3 separate regions of the Homo sapiens genome follow, and regions 2 and 3 are each linked to region 1. Evidence: chromatin contacts called from ENCODE Hi-C or POLR2A ChIA-PET data. All regions are on one chromosome and are shown on one strand. The core of a region is the stretch at or near the end of the contact, and the rest is flanking DNA. Distances in the headings are between cores, read along the strand shown. Region 1 holds the start of ZNF746 (zinc finger protein 746). Region 2 has its middle 25 kb from the start of ZNF786. Region 3 holds the start of GHET1 (gastric carcinoma proliferation enhancing transcript 1).

Region 1 (3,649 bases), core at 857-3,356:
TCTGGAAAAGGTGTGAGAACTTCGGGTGGGCAAGAGGAGAGGGGAAAAGCATGAGGAAAGGCACAGGAGTGGAAACTCTCATGCCTGCTTTTGACACCTGTGCCCAAAATGGAGGGAAAGGCTTTGGAAGCCTCATATATCAATCCAAGGAGGTTTATCTTCGTTCTTTTTACAAATAGAGGCTGGAAAACCAGCACCAGAGATGCTCTGCAATAGATGCCTGTCTTCAGTGGAGGACAGAGCAAGTCATCATTACCCTAACTTGGCTGTCTGCAGAGCCCCAGCTTCACCCTTACCTCAACCCCTACAAGGAACTTGTTAAAAAGAGACCTTCTTTTAAAATAAGTTTTCTCCACATTACTCAGGACCCATCCCAAAGACATTTTGATTCAGTAGATATGAGATGGGATCCAGAAATCCATATCCTTCACAAGCTTCCCCAGAGACTGATGCAGCTGCTCTGAGAGCCAGGCTTGGAAATTACTACCTAGAGATGACCCTGGCATATCCGACTCAGCCTGTCAAAAGGGAACTTTTTAAATTGCACACTAAAAATGTCTCTTTATTTCTAATGCACTGTATTTCTGTCACCCAGTGGTGTGATCTCCACTCACTGCAACCTCTGCCTCCCGGGTTCAAGCGATTCTCGTACCTCAGCCTCCCCAGTAGTTGGGATTACAGGTGCGTGCCACCACGCCTCGCTAATTTTTTCTATTTTTAGTAGAGACGGGGTTTTGTCATGTTGCTCAGGCTGGTATCAAACTCCTGAGCTCAGGCAATCCACCCATCTTGGCCTCCCAAAGTGTTAGAATTACGGGCGTGAGCCACTGCGCCCGGCCCTAAAATGCTTTATATCTTCCTACATCAATTTTTTTTTGGGCTGTCATCCAGCTCACACCTCTACTACCACCCTCTGGTCTGAAATGCTCTCTGCCTATCAATATTTTGCCAATTCTTCAAGATCCAGCTCAAATTTTATCTATTCTGTAAGGTCTGCCTTCTTTGAAAAAGATTACAGATCTCTCACATATTTTCTTATCAGTGTGTGCTAGGCAGTTGGCTAGTTAGTCTTGGGGAATACACAGATGAGCAAGTCGTGTTCCTGAAAGGCAATGAGCCTCTGAAACTACGTGGGGGCCCGTCCAAGGCGCCCTCCTTCCCCTGCTCTGGTTGGCCTCTTTGAGAACATTTAAATTTTTATTTTTCTCTCCTTGTTTAAAAATACTATCCTTGTCATGGAAAAATAAAAACATGAATTGGAAAAAATTAGAAAAGGCATAAAAACGGCCCGTGGTCTATTAAAGGAATAGACCTTTAATAGAACTACTGAGGCCATGTTGATATATATGCTTCCAAACTTTTCAAAACTGTAATTATACATGTACGCAGTATATGACGCTACATATGTCCTATATTGTTTTAAAATGTTATTTTTAAAACAAAGACAGGATCGTCCTGGACAGGCTTTTTCTCTTAAAACATCATGAACATCTGTTCCTACCAAGACCTTCACCGAAATCATTTTAAATGATGGTATTGCGTCCCATTGCTCATGCCATTAAAAAAATTTACTGTAATAAACCCATTACAGAAAATGCTAAGTGGTTGCCTACCGGGGTTTACCGAACTATATTCCTGTTGTTGGAAGTATTTATTCCATTTCAAACACAGGTGGGCATGAGTTACATCTGTCCTCCCCAAAATAGCCTAAACCTCCAGACCCAGGACCTCGGGCAGCAGAAGTGCCCGTGGGGCGGGGGAAGGGGAGCCGGGCATCCCAGGGCGAGGGGGCCGCCCTGGCCGCGGTCACCCGGGGGACGCCCTGCCCGGAAGCCCGTGCTCGCCCGCGGGCGCGGCCAGGCGGGTCCCATGAGGGGGACCCTTTCAATAACCGAGTCCTCGGGCTGGGCCGCGGGGCCAGCGCAGTGACTCCCCCCGCGCTCGGCAGTCCGGCCGGGGTCGCGGGGTCGCGGGGTCGCGGGGTCGGCCCGGGGTCGCTAGGTCCTCCCGTCGGGCCCCGCGGGCGGGGCTGGGCGGGGCGGGGCGGGGCCGCGGGCAGGCGGGCGCAGCGCCTGCCGTTCGCCTCTCAGGCTGCAGGTGGGGCTGTGCGGCCGCGCTGCCTCCAGGAAGCCTCACGGGCCTTCGTCTGCCGGGCCGCGGCGCCGGCTCCCAGGATGCAGTGTGGACCGGCCGGGCGCTGACGGAGGCGGCGCGACTGCGGGCGGCGCGGCGCAGGGGCAGCCAGCGAGGAGCGGCGGCAGAGGAAAGGCCAGGCAGGCGCCGCCTGCGGAGAGCACCGGGCGGCCGGGCCTGCGTGGTGCCGCGCGCGGCGGCGGCGACGACGACTTCCTCCGGGCCGGGCGGGACAGCGCAGGGCCATGGCCGAGGCGGTCGCGGCTCCGGTAAGGGCGACCCGCGCGCGCAGGGACTCGCGGCCTGGGGGCCCCAGGCGGCCCGGCCCCGGCACACGGCGCCGCAGGCCCTGGGGAGGGGTTCCGGGGTCCGGGCCGGACCACCGGGCCTGGGGCTCCCGCGAATGGGGCGCGGGGTCCGCCGGGGCCTACTGCGCCCGTCGGCCGGGCCCCCACTCCGAGCCGAACCCGAGCGCTGGCGGAACGGTTGTCCCCGCCCCGGGCCGCCCCACGCCAAGTTCTTTGGGCCCTCCGGGGCTTCCTGCCCCCGCCCCAGCCGCTGTCCCCTCCTTCTGGGTGCCCCCCCACCCGCGGCTCCTTTCTCTGCCTGGCGCTCGGCCTGTAGGTCCCTCTCCATCTCCCCCGCAGCGGCCTGGTGGCACCTGGGAGGTGTCCGGCTTCGAATCCGCATACACCGACTCCCACTACGTGCCCAGCTTCCCGGGGTCGGCGCGGAAGGGAATATAGAGCCACGCACTTCCACAAGCCCTGTTGAGGCGTTAGTCTGTCCTCACAGCAAGCCTGTGGGATGGGTACTGGTGTTAATCTCTGTCATACAAAAGAAAAACCCGGGGCCTAGAGAACTTAACTTGCCCAGGCTTACCCAGCTGGAAAGTGTGAAAAGACACACAGTGGCTGTGTGTTCAAGGACCAGGCAGGCAGGTACGCGGGCAATAATCGTGCAAAACAGAAAGGGGTGAGTGCTGGCGCCCAGGTGGAAGCTTGCGGTGGGCTCCGGGGGAAGGAGTGTCAGGGGGCCTCTTGGTACCGCTGTCCACCCCTCCTGGCCTGATGCTCTGCGCCTCTGTGATTTGAGCCGGGCTTTTAGGGAAGGCTAGGATTTCAGGCCCAGCTAGACCGGTGGTGCTTTCAGGGAGGGAGGAGTGCCTGGGCAAAGGCGCAGAGAGACGGGACAGTGCAGGGCGTGTGCAGGCACAGAAAGGAGTCCATGAGCCTGGAGAAGATGGTTTTGGTTTGGAGGCAGTGGGAAAGGAGTCTGCAGAGAGAGACTAAGAAGGGGTTTGCATGCCTGGACTTCATCCTGCGGGTGGGCAGTGGATGAGGGATCCGGCTCCTCTTACCATCAGCTCCTCTCAAGCAAAGAGTTTCAGCTCCCCTGGCAGGAGTCCAAGGACAGCCCCACATATTCCAGCCACTTGTCAGTAAGAAGCTGGGCTGGAGTGAGCAGCGCACAGTCGCCACCTCCCACCACATAGTGTGAAGACCTTACACAGGGT
Region 2 (3,983 bases), core at 41-2,540, 430 kb after region 1:
GGCTAATTTTTTGTATTTTTAGTAGAGACGGGGGTTTCACCAGGATGGCCAGGCTGGTCTCGAACTCCTGATCTCGTGATCTGCCCACCTTGGCCTCCCAAAGTGCTGGGATTATAGGTGTGAGCCACTGCACCCGGCCCGCGGTTGGTTTTATGGACAGAAAAAGCTTGGGAAAAGCAGAAACAGAAAACTAAAAGTGGGTTGGTTGTTTCAAAGTTACTTTTTTCTTCTAAAGGTTAAAGCAGAGGGGGTGTCTTCTGGCCGGGCACGGTGGCTCACACTTGTAATCCCAGCACTTTGGGAGGCCGAGGCAGGTGGATTACCTGAGGTCAGGAGTTCAAGACCAGCCTGGCCAACATGGTGAAACCCCCGTCTCTACTAAAAATACAAGAATTAGCCGGGCGTGGTGACACACCCCTGTAATCCCAGTTACTTGGGAGGCTGAGGCAGGAGAAGTGCTTGAGCCCGGGAAGCAGAGGTTGCAGTGAGCCAAGATTGTGCCACTTCACTCCAGCCTGGCCGACAGAGTGAGACTCTGTCTCAAAAAAAAAAAAAAAAAAAAAAAGCAGAGGGGTCTTCCTTATGCTGGCCTGTTTGGTGATGTGGCACTTTTGCATGAGTAACTCCATCTTGGTGTGGTCTCTTGGAGCCTAGTGCTGGAGCTGAGTCCGAACCAATGGACTCCTATTATTTTATTTAATAACAGTTTCTTTTTTCTTTTTTTTTTTTTTTGAGACGGAATCTTGCTCTGTTGCTCAGGCTGGAGTGCAGTGGTGCGATCTCGGCTCACTGCAATCTTCACCTCCTGGGTTCAAGTGATTCTCCCGCCTCAGCCACCCGAGTAGCTGGGACTACAGGCGCGTGCCACCACGCCCGGCTAATTTTTGTATTTTTAGTAGAGACGGGGTTTCACCATGTTGGCCAGGCTGGTCTCAAACTCCTGACCTCAGGTGATCCGCCCGCCTCAGCCTCCTAAAGTGCTGGGATTATAGGCATGAGCCACCGCGCCCGGCCGATAACACAGTTTCATTGTGAAGACAGGCGGCTTGTAGTAGCAAAAATTGAAACCGAAAATGGCGACGTTACACATTCTCCAAATCCCTACTAATTTACATACCTATCAATTTCAGAGGCAATCTCGTGTAACCCTAAAGGAGGTTATCTCTGGAGAGCTTGGAGCAGCTCCAATTCAAGTTCAGAGATCCAGGGAGCCCAGAATGCACAGCGCCGCGGGGGTGCCTCCCGCCAGAAGGCGGCGCTGTGGGATCCCAGCCCGAGCCGTGTCCAGGCACAGGAAAGGCAGAGCGTTCTCAGCATGCCCTGCCTGTGCCCTGGGCAACGGCCGCCGCCGAGCGAGATCCCGGGGTCGCGCAGGGTGGGGCTGGGGCTGAAGGGCGCAGGCCCCGCGTACGGGGGCCGCCCCTGCTTTTCCTCCGCGAGACCAGAGCTTAGACTACGGCAGGACTAGTCCCTGGGGTTCCCCTTCGGGTGTCAGACCCTCTCTGGGCGGTCGCGGGAGGGCTCGGGCTCGCAGGATCTGCAGGTGTTGGGGCTGGGGCAGTGGGGAGTGGTCCGTGGGCCCAAGAGGACGAAGCGGAGTCGGGCGGTTCCGGCTGGGAGGAGGCGCCTCCCCGGGGCTGCCCTGACCTAGTAAAATCTGTGGGGAAGCCCTGGCCGGGGAGCCTTCCCCCAGCTCGCTCCCTGGGGCCTGGACAAAAGGCCGGGAAGGAAACGCAGCCCTGGGCTCTGCGGTCTTTGGAACAGAGACTGCGACTTTTCATCTTCGTTTCCCACCTAGTGTGGGGCCCCCGTGGGTGCTGTACAAATGCTGTGGAATCAAAGAATCAGTGGAGGAGTCCCGCACGCACCCATTGATTTTACTCAGTCCAGAGTTTCCGGAGAGTGCCTGCTTCCCTAAGCGCAGCTTGTGGGCGGAGACTCTGCTGGATGAGGTGCAGATTGGGAGAAAGAACAGGAAATTACGGGTGAGAAAAGAAAAGGATTCCCATAAAGGGCACATGTGAAAGTACAATGCTGAATTGCAATATTAGGCACTTCCATTTTCTTTTTATTTATTTATTTAAGACGGAGTCTCGCTCTGTCACCCAGGCTGGAGTGCAGTGGTGCCATGTCAGCCGACTGCAACCTCCGCCTCCCGGGTTCAAGCGATTCTCGTGCCTCAGCTTCCCAAGCAGCTGGGATTACAGGCGTGCGCCACCACGCCCGGCTAGTGTGTGTGTGTGTGTGTGTGTGTGTGTGTGTGTAGCTGGGATTACAGGCGTGCGCCACCCCCCCCCCCCCCCGGCGAGTGTGTGTGTGTGTGAGTGAGACGGAGTATCACTCAGTTGCCCAGGCTGGAGTGCAGTGGCGCGATCTCGGCTCACTGCAACCTCCGCCTCTCAGGTTCAAGTGATTCTCCTGCCTCAGCCTCCTGAGTTGCTGGGACTACAGGCACGCACCACCATGTCCGGCTAAGCTTTGTATTTTTAGTAGAGACTGAGTTTCACCATATTGGCCAGGCTGGTCTCGAACTCCTGACCACGTGCCCGCCTGCCTTGGCCTCCCAAAGTGCTGGGATTACAGGCGTGGTATTATTAATGTTAATGGTGTTGCGTCTCTGGGGTAGTGACTGCCTAGTCAAGCTTCTATTCTGTTTTCTAATTACTAGGAAACTAAAGGGCATTTTCCTTATTTGCTTTGTCACCTTCTAGGGAAAGTGATGTTTTGCTTTTCTGGTGCAAAATGTTTTGAAGAAGATAATTTCTCATAGCTGTATTGGAGCAAACTGTCACTTTAAATTTTATTTTGGTGAAATGGTACCAATTATGGCCGGGCGCGGTGGCTCACGCCTGTAATCCCAGCACTTTGGGAGGCCGAGGCAGGAGGATCACGAGGTCAGGAGATCGAGACCATCCTGGCTAACACGGTGAAACTCCGTCTCCACTAAAAAATACAAAAAAAAAAAAATTAGCCGGGCGTGGTGGTGGGCGCCTGTAGTCCCAGCTACTCGGGAGGCTGAGGCAAGAGAATGGCGTGAACCTGGGGGGCGGAGCTTGCAGTGAGCCGAGATAGCGCCACTGCACTCCAGCCTTGGGGGCAGAGGCAGACTCCGTCTCAAAAAAAAGAAAAACAAACAAACAAAAAAAAGAAATGGTACCAATTATGGAAGTCTGCAGATGTAACTATTTTTTGCTTATAAACACAGGTGTTTTTGGTGTTTTTAACATCTCAAAATGTTGAAGACAGTTCAATGTGTACTTTATCACGCAGTACTATAACATTATATGACTGTATAGTAGGCTAGGTGCTTACAGAACTATGTCCTATGGTAATTGCTCAAATGTTCATTTAATTGAATCAAATTATTTCAGATTGTGTTTCTCCAGTTACAAATAAGTGTCTGCAGAAGTTCCAATGATTGACTTCTCTATGAGTCTCCCCAAACTATTCCTGTAAAACAAGGGCCTATGTATTCAATATTCCACCTCTGTCAGGGTATAAATCTGCTTTGTTTGCAGCACTGGTTAACTTTTGAAAAGAGGAACAGCAAAATCATCACAAGTCTATTCCTGGAATTATGTCACTAAAGCCTAAGTCAATTCACATGATGAATATTCTGCCTTCTCAAGATTTGTGTCCTAACTCCTTCCCCAATATAACAAAGGTAGAAGGGCTTTTAAACATTACTGATGAGGACAGGTGTGAAGCCACCCTGAGACAAAAGGAAATGTGTTTGGGGTTCCAAGTGGCAATGACCTTTGACGACATGGCCATCTGTTTTTCAATACAGGAGTAGGAGAATCTGGATGGATATCAGAAGGAACTTTACAAGCAGGGGATGAGGAGTATCTGTGAAGCTCTGATCTCTCTAGGCAAGATGGGTTTTTGTTGAAAATTTGAGAGTAATTCATGAAATCAGAGACTAAGCAAGTCTCTGCAGGTTACCTGTTCTTTCTGTTGGCTGCTTGGTTGGCCTCTGGAGA
Region 3 (3,801 bases), core at 891-3,390, 510 kb after region 1:
CAATTGCGAATTGTGCTGCTACAAACATGCATGTGCAAGCATCTTTTTCATATAATGACTTTTTTTTTCCCCTCTGGGTAGATATCCAGTAGTGGGATTGCTGGATCAAATGGTAGATCTACTTTTAGTTCTTTAAGGAATCTCCACACTGTTTTCCATAGTGGTTGTACTACTTTACATTCCCACCAGCAGTGTAGAAGTGTTCGCTTTTCACCATATCAACACCAACATCTATTATTTTTTTGATTTTTTTTTTATTATGGCCATTCTTGCAGGAGTAATGTGGTATTGCATTGTGGTTTTGATTTGCATTTCCCTGATCATTAGTGATATTGAGCACTTTTTCATATGTTTGTTGGCCATTTGTATATCTTCTTTTGAGAATTGTCTATTCATGTCCTTAGGCCAGTTTTTGATGGGATTGTTTTTTTCTTGCTAATTTGAGTTCCTCGTAGATTCTGGATGTTAGTCCTTTGTCGGATGTATAGATTGGGAAGATTTTCTCCCACTCTGTGGGTTGTCTGTTTACTCTGCTTACTGTTCCTTTTGCCGTGCAAAAGGACAGCTAACATTCTTATAGTTTCTTTTTTTAATGTGCCAGTAAACTCTATGTGGCTTCTCAGTTAATCTTCCCAACACCCTATAAGATAGATACTTCGATTATGACCATTTTCTAGATGGAGAAACTGAGGCTCAAGCAAGGTAAGTGACTTGACCAGAGATAGCTAGCTAGTAGCTGGTGAAAACTAGGACTCAAGCTGAGATAATGTGGCTGCAGCCCGTGCTGTTCATCTCTAATGCCTGCCGGATTCTCACTGCATATCATGACACCTATTGGGGCATCAGTCAATTTGATTAGTCAGCTTCAGTGTCTTCATTTGTGGGGTTGTTGGAAACAGATGAGACAGGATCTGGCTGAGAAACAGCCCCAGAAACCTCCTCTCCCAGAATGGCACCAACCCCCCTTCCCTGCCTCTGAGCCTGGCCACTGGGTGGACTTCCAGTCCACATAGTAGACTAGATCACCCCCAGTGCATGCAAAGGCAGAGTGAAAGGTATAAACAACTTAGTCAAATCAAGCTGTACAATGAAAAACAAAAGGAAATAAAACTATTCTGGCGCACACCTTTTTCTTATTAATTTCAAGTTGGCTGCCAATGTTTACCTGCTTTGTTCTTAAAATAATCCATTCTAGAATTTTGCTAGAGAGCAACATCGTTTAGAGATTGTCATTTATGAAACTCTCACTCTCATTTTCCCCTCTTTTGAAATTAGGACAACATCTACCCATGTCTAGTTTTCTGGGGTTATTCATTCTCCTCAATGGCATTCATTCATTCATTCACTCAACACATTTACATAGCACCTGCTGTGTCCCAGATACTGTGCTAGGTACCAGAAGGAGTCAAACATAGTCAATGATTCTGCTTTTCCATTGGCTTGGGGCATCCAGGAACACATTTTCTCAGGCTTGGAGATGTGAACTCCAATGGGCAGCTGCCTGCCCTTCCCCTCCCCTTGCCTGCACCTTTACAGTAAGGTCTACTCGCCGCTGCAGCAGGAAGATCCTCCATTAGGAGTAAAACAGAGCTGTGAATTCGGCTGCCCCAGGAACAGCCCGATCCTTGTTGCTCCAGACACATCCCTACTGTCTTTTTGCTGTTCTTTGCTTTCGGCATGAGTTTCAGGTCTTTCAGAGCTTTGCCTCTGACACTTTCACAGAAATCTTTTCCACCCGCCTTTTCTTAGTCATCTTTACTTCGGACTTCCTGCTTCTGCCTTTTGTCCCTGTAGATTCTGAAGTCCTCAGGAACAATCCAAGATCTTCTGGTGTTTCAGATGCTTCCCCTTCACGTTCCTTAGGTGGTGGTTTCTGTTCTATCAGTTGGGGTTTAAGGAGGAGGCAGGGATCTTGGGCAGTGGGAGAAGCACCTCTGTAGGGAGCTGACTGCCAAGATGGGAAAGTGTCAGCCTCCAGGTAGTGGCGCTTGCTGGGATTTACCGACGCTGGAAGCACAGACTTTATCTGTAGGGCTCACAGTTTCCTCCAGGTCCCACAGAGCTGTCCGGAGGGTCACACAGCAAACAGATAAAGGAGGCCAGCGCAGATTGGGCGGCTCTCTGGTACCTTGCGGTGGCTGAGCCACTCAAGACAAACCGGGGGAAAGACGCCCTGATGACGAAATGCTAATTTTGCATATCTCTTTCCCAGGATGCTTAGCAACACGTCTGATTCTTGTTATTCAGTACGTTTTTCCAGCTATTGATAAATAGATGTGCCAGGGAATTCTTAGAGTATATATATATCATTAATATTGTAAATATAGTCATCAGTAAACTGAAACCAGAATATCACTGTAAGGGGAAAATGAACAAATTTGGGGGCTTTAAATAGTTCAAACAGTAGGAGGACTTATTGGCTGGTCCGAAGGTAGTGAGTTATCTCAATTGATTGTTCACAGTCAGTTACAGATCGAACTCCTTGTTCTACTCTTTCCCCCCTTCTCACTACTGCACTTGACTAGTCTTTTACGAGAGTTTCCACTCTCCTGGCATCCCTCGTTTCTTGTTTTCATCTCAATTTTAAAATGTTGAAAGTCAGCATCATTAAATAAAGCATGGAATACAGGGGGAAAACGAAGTACTATTCTTTTCTTCCAGAAACAAACAGTAAATTTGGGAAAACCCATCACAGACAAGAAGGAAAAAGAAAACAAAAATCAAATAAATAGTAATAGATACTACGGACCAATTATTGGTAAAGATGGTATAGTATGTCCTAAGAGATCAAAGACAGGAAATGGGATGAGGGTGAATAGGGGTTTTTCTTTTTCTTGTACTTTTTCTTTTCTTTTCTTTCTTTTTTTTTTTTTTTTTTTTTTTTTTTGAGACAGGCTGGAGTCTCTGTCACCCAGGCTGGAGTGCAGTGGTGTGATCTCGGCTCACTGCAACCTCCGCCTCGTGGGTCCAAGCGATTATCTTGCCTTAGCCTCCTGAGTAGCTGGGACTATAGGCGCGCGCCACCACGCCTGGCTAATTTTTCTATTTTTGTAAAGACCGAAGTTTCGCCATGTTGGCCAGGCTGGTCTTGAACTCCTAACCTCAAGTGATCCTCCTGCCTCAACCTCCCAAAGTGCTGGGATTACAGGCGTGAGCCACCGCGCACGGCCAGGATTTTTTTAATGTTTTAATATCAGTAGGATTAAGGACTGGTATTTGATGATACAACACTCAATGGACAAAATTAAGAGGCATTTCAAAGTCGACAATCCAGTTAAGTTTTGAAGCTAAGAGATGTGAACATTTTCAGAGAGAAAGTATTTTGGAGGAAGACAAACCAAGTCCAAGAGTTTGAAAATAGAGAAGGCGGAAGAGGGCAGAGTACATTGCGGGATGCTCACCACGTGAGGCACCAGAGCCACTTTCTAATCCTGGTTCAGCCCTTAGGTTCTTATGTAGCCTTTAGAAAGCCACGCAGCTGCCTCCTCATCAGAAACAAAGGGTCATTACACTGATCTTCCTTCCCTCTTCGCTACATGGAAGTATACATTCCTAACAGCCTCGAGGCAAAGTGTTGTTTGATGAGATTGTGGTGGTGTTGCAGTACAGTGTGACTGCCACAAATGTGTATACAACAAAAGAATATTTAAATTTTTCTTATAGGTGAAAGTAACCCAAGGCACCTTGAGGGCACATGTGGGTTTCCCAAGAGCTTCCCTGTGGGGTTTTTTGTTTTTTTTTTTTCTTTCTGAGACGGAGTTTCGCTCTTGTTCCCCAGGCTGGAGCACAATGGCGCGATCT

The links. Hi-C counts contacts between places; a loop is a spot of excess contacts on that map. ChIA-PET counts read pairs that join two places held with the same protein, here RNA polymerase II (POLR2A). Pooled maps may share reads with other maps.
Region 2: a map of CD8-positive, alpha-beta T cell shows a loop between it and region 1 (8-fold over the local background). The contact joins the enhancer-like site here to the promoter of ZNF746 in region 1. A Hi-C loop is called at or near these places in 2 of 168 maps with a recorded cell type or tissue (CD4-positive, alpha-beta memory T cell and CD8-positive, alpha-beta T cell), 2 of 37 single-sample maps with no recorded cell type and 10 of 50 pooled maps. POLR2A ChIA-PET finds 5 or more read pairs at or near these places in 1 of 52 experiments (OCI-LY7).
Region 3: a loop to region 1 is called in a pooled map, with 5 times the contacts of the local background. The contact joins the promoter of GHET1 here to the promoter of ZNF746 in region 1. A Hi-C loop is called at or near these places in 1 of 168 maps with a recorded cell type or tissue (K562), 1 of 37 single-sample maps with no recorded cell type and 9 of 50 pooled maps.

What each region holds. Positions count from the first base shown.
Region 1 is chr7:149,496,266-149,499,914 of GRCh38, reverse strand. ZNF746 (zinc finger protein 746) reads left to right here and starts at 2,106. Exons shown (of 7, transcript NM_001394198.1): 1 at 2,106-2,402. The coding sequence starts at 2,379. RefSeq lists silencers at 1,742-2,411, 2,652-2,711 and an enhancer at 2,845-3,649.
Region 2 is chr7:149,063,243-149,067,225 of GRCh38, reverse strand. No RefSeq gene overlaps it. Among named protein-coding and RNA genes, the nearest start is that of ZNF786, 25 kb to the left of the region's middle. RefSeq lists a silencer at 1,320-1,549 and an enhancer at 1,039-1,921. Within about 2 kb of position 1,290, at least 38 of the 41 ENCODE cell types and tissues checked have a DNase peak (open chromatin) inside an H3K27ac peak, as active enhancers do; they include CD8-positive, alpha-beta T cell, where a contact is called at or near this core.
Region 3 is chr7:148,985,866-148,989,666 of GRCh38, reverse strand. GHET1 (gastric carcinoma proliferation enhancing transcript 1) reads right to left here and starts at 2,140. Exons shown (of 1, transcript NR_130107.1): 1 at 238-2,140. It also overlaps RNY1. RefSeq lists enhancers at 1,794-1,843, 2,164-2,213, 1,781-2,281 and a silencer at 2,424-2,493.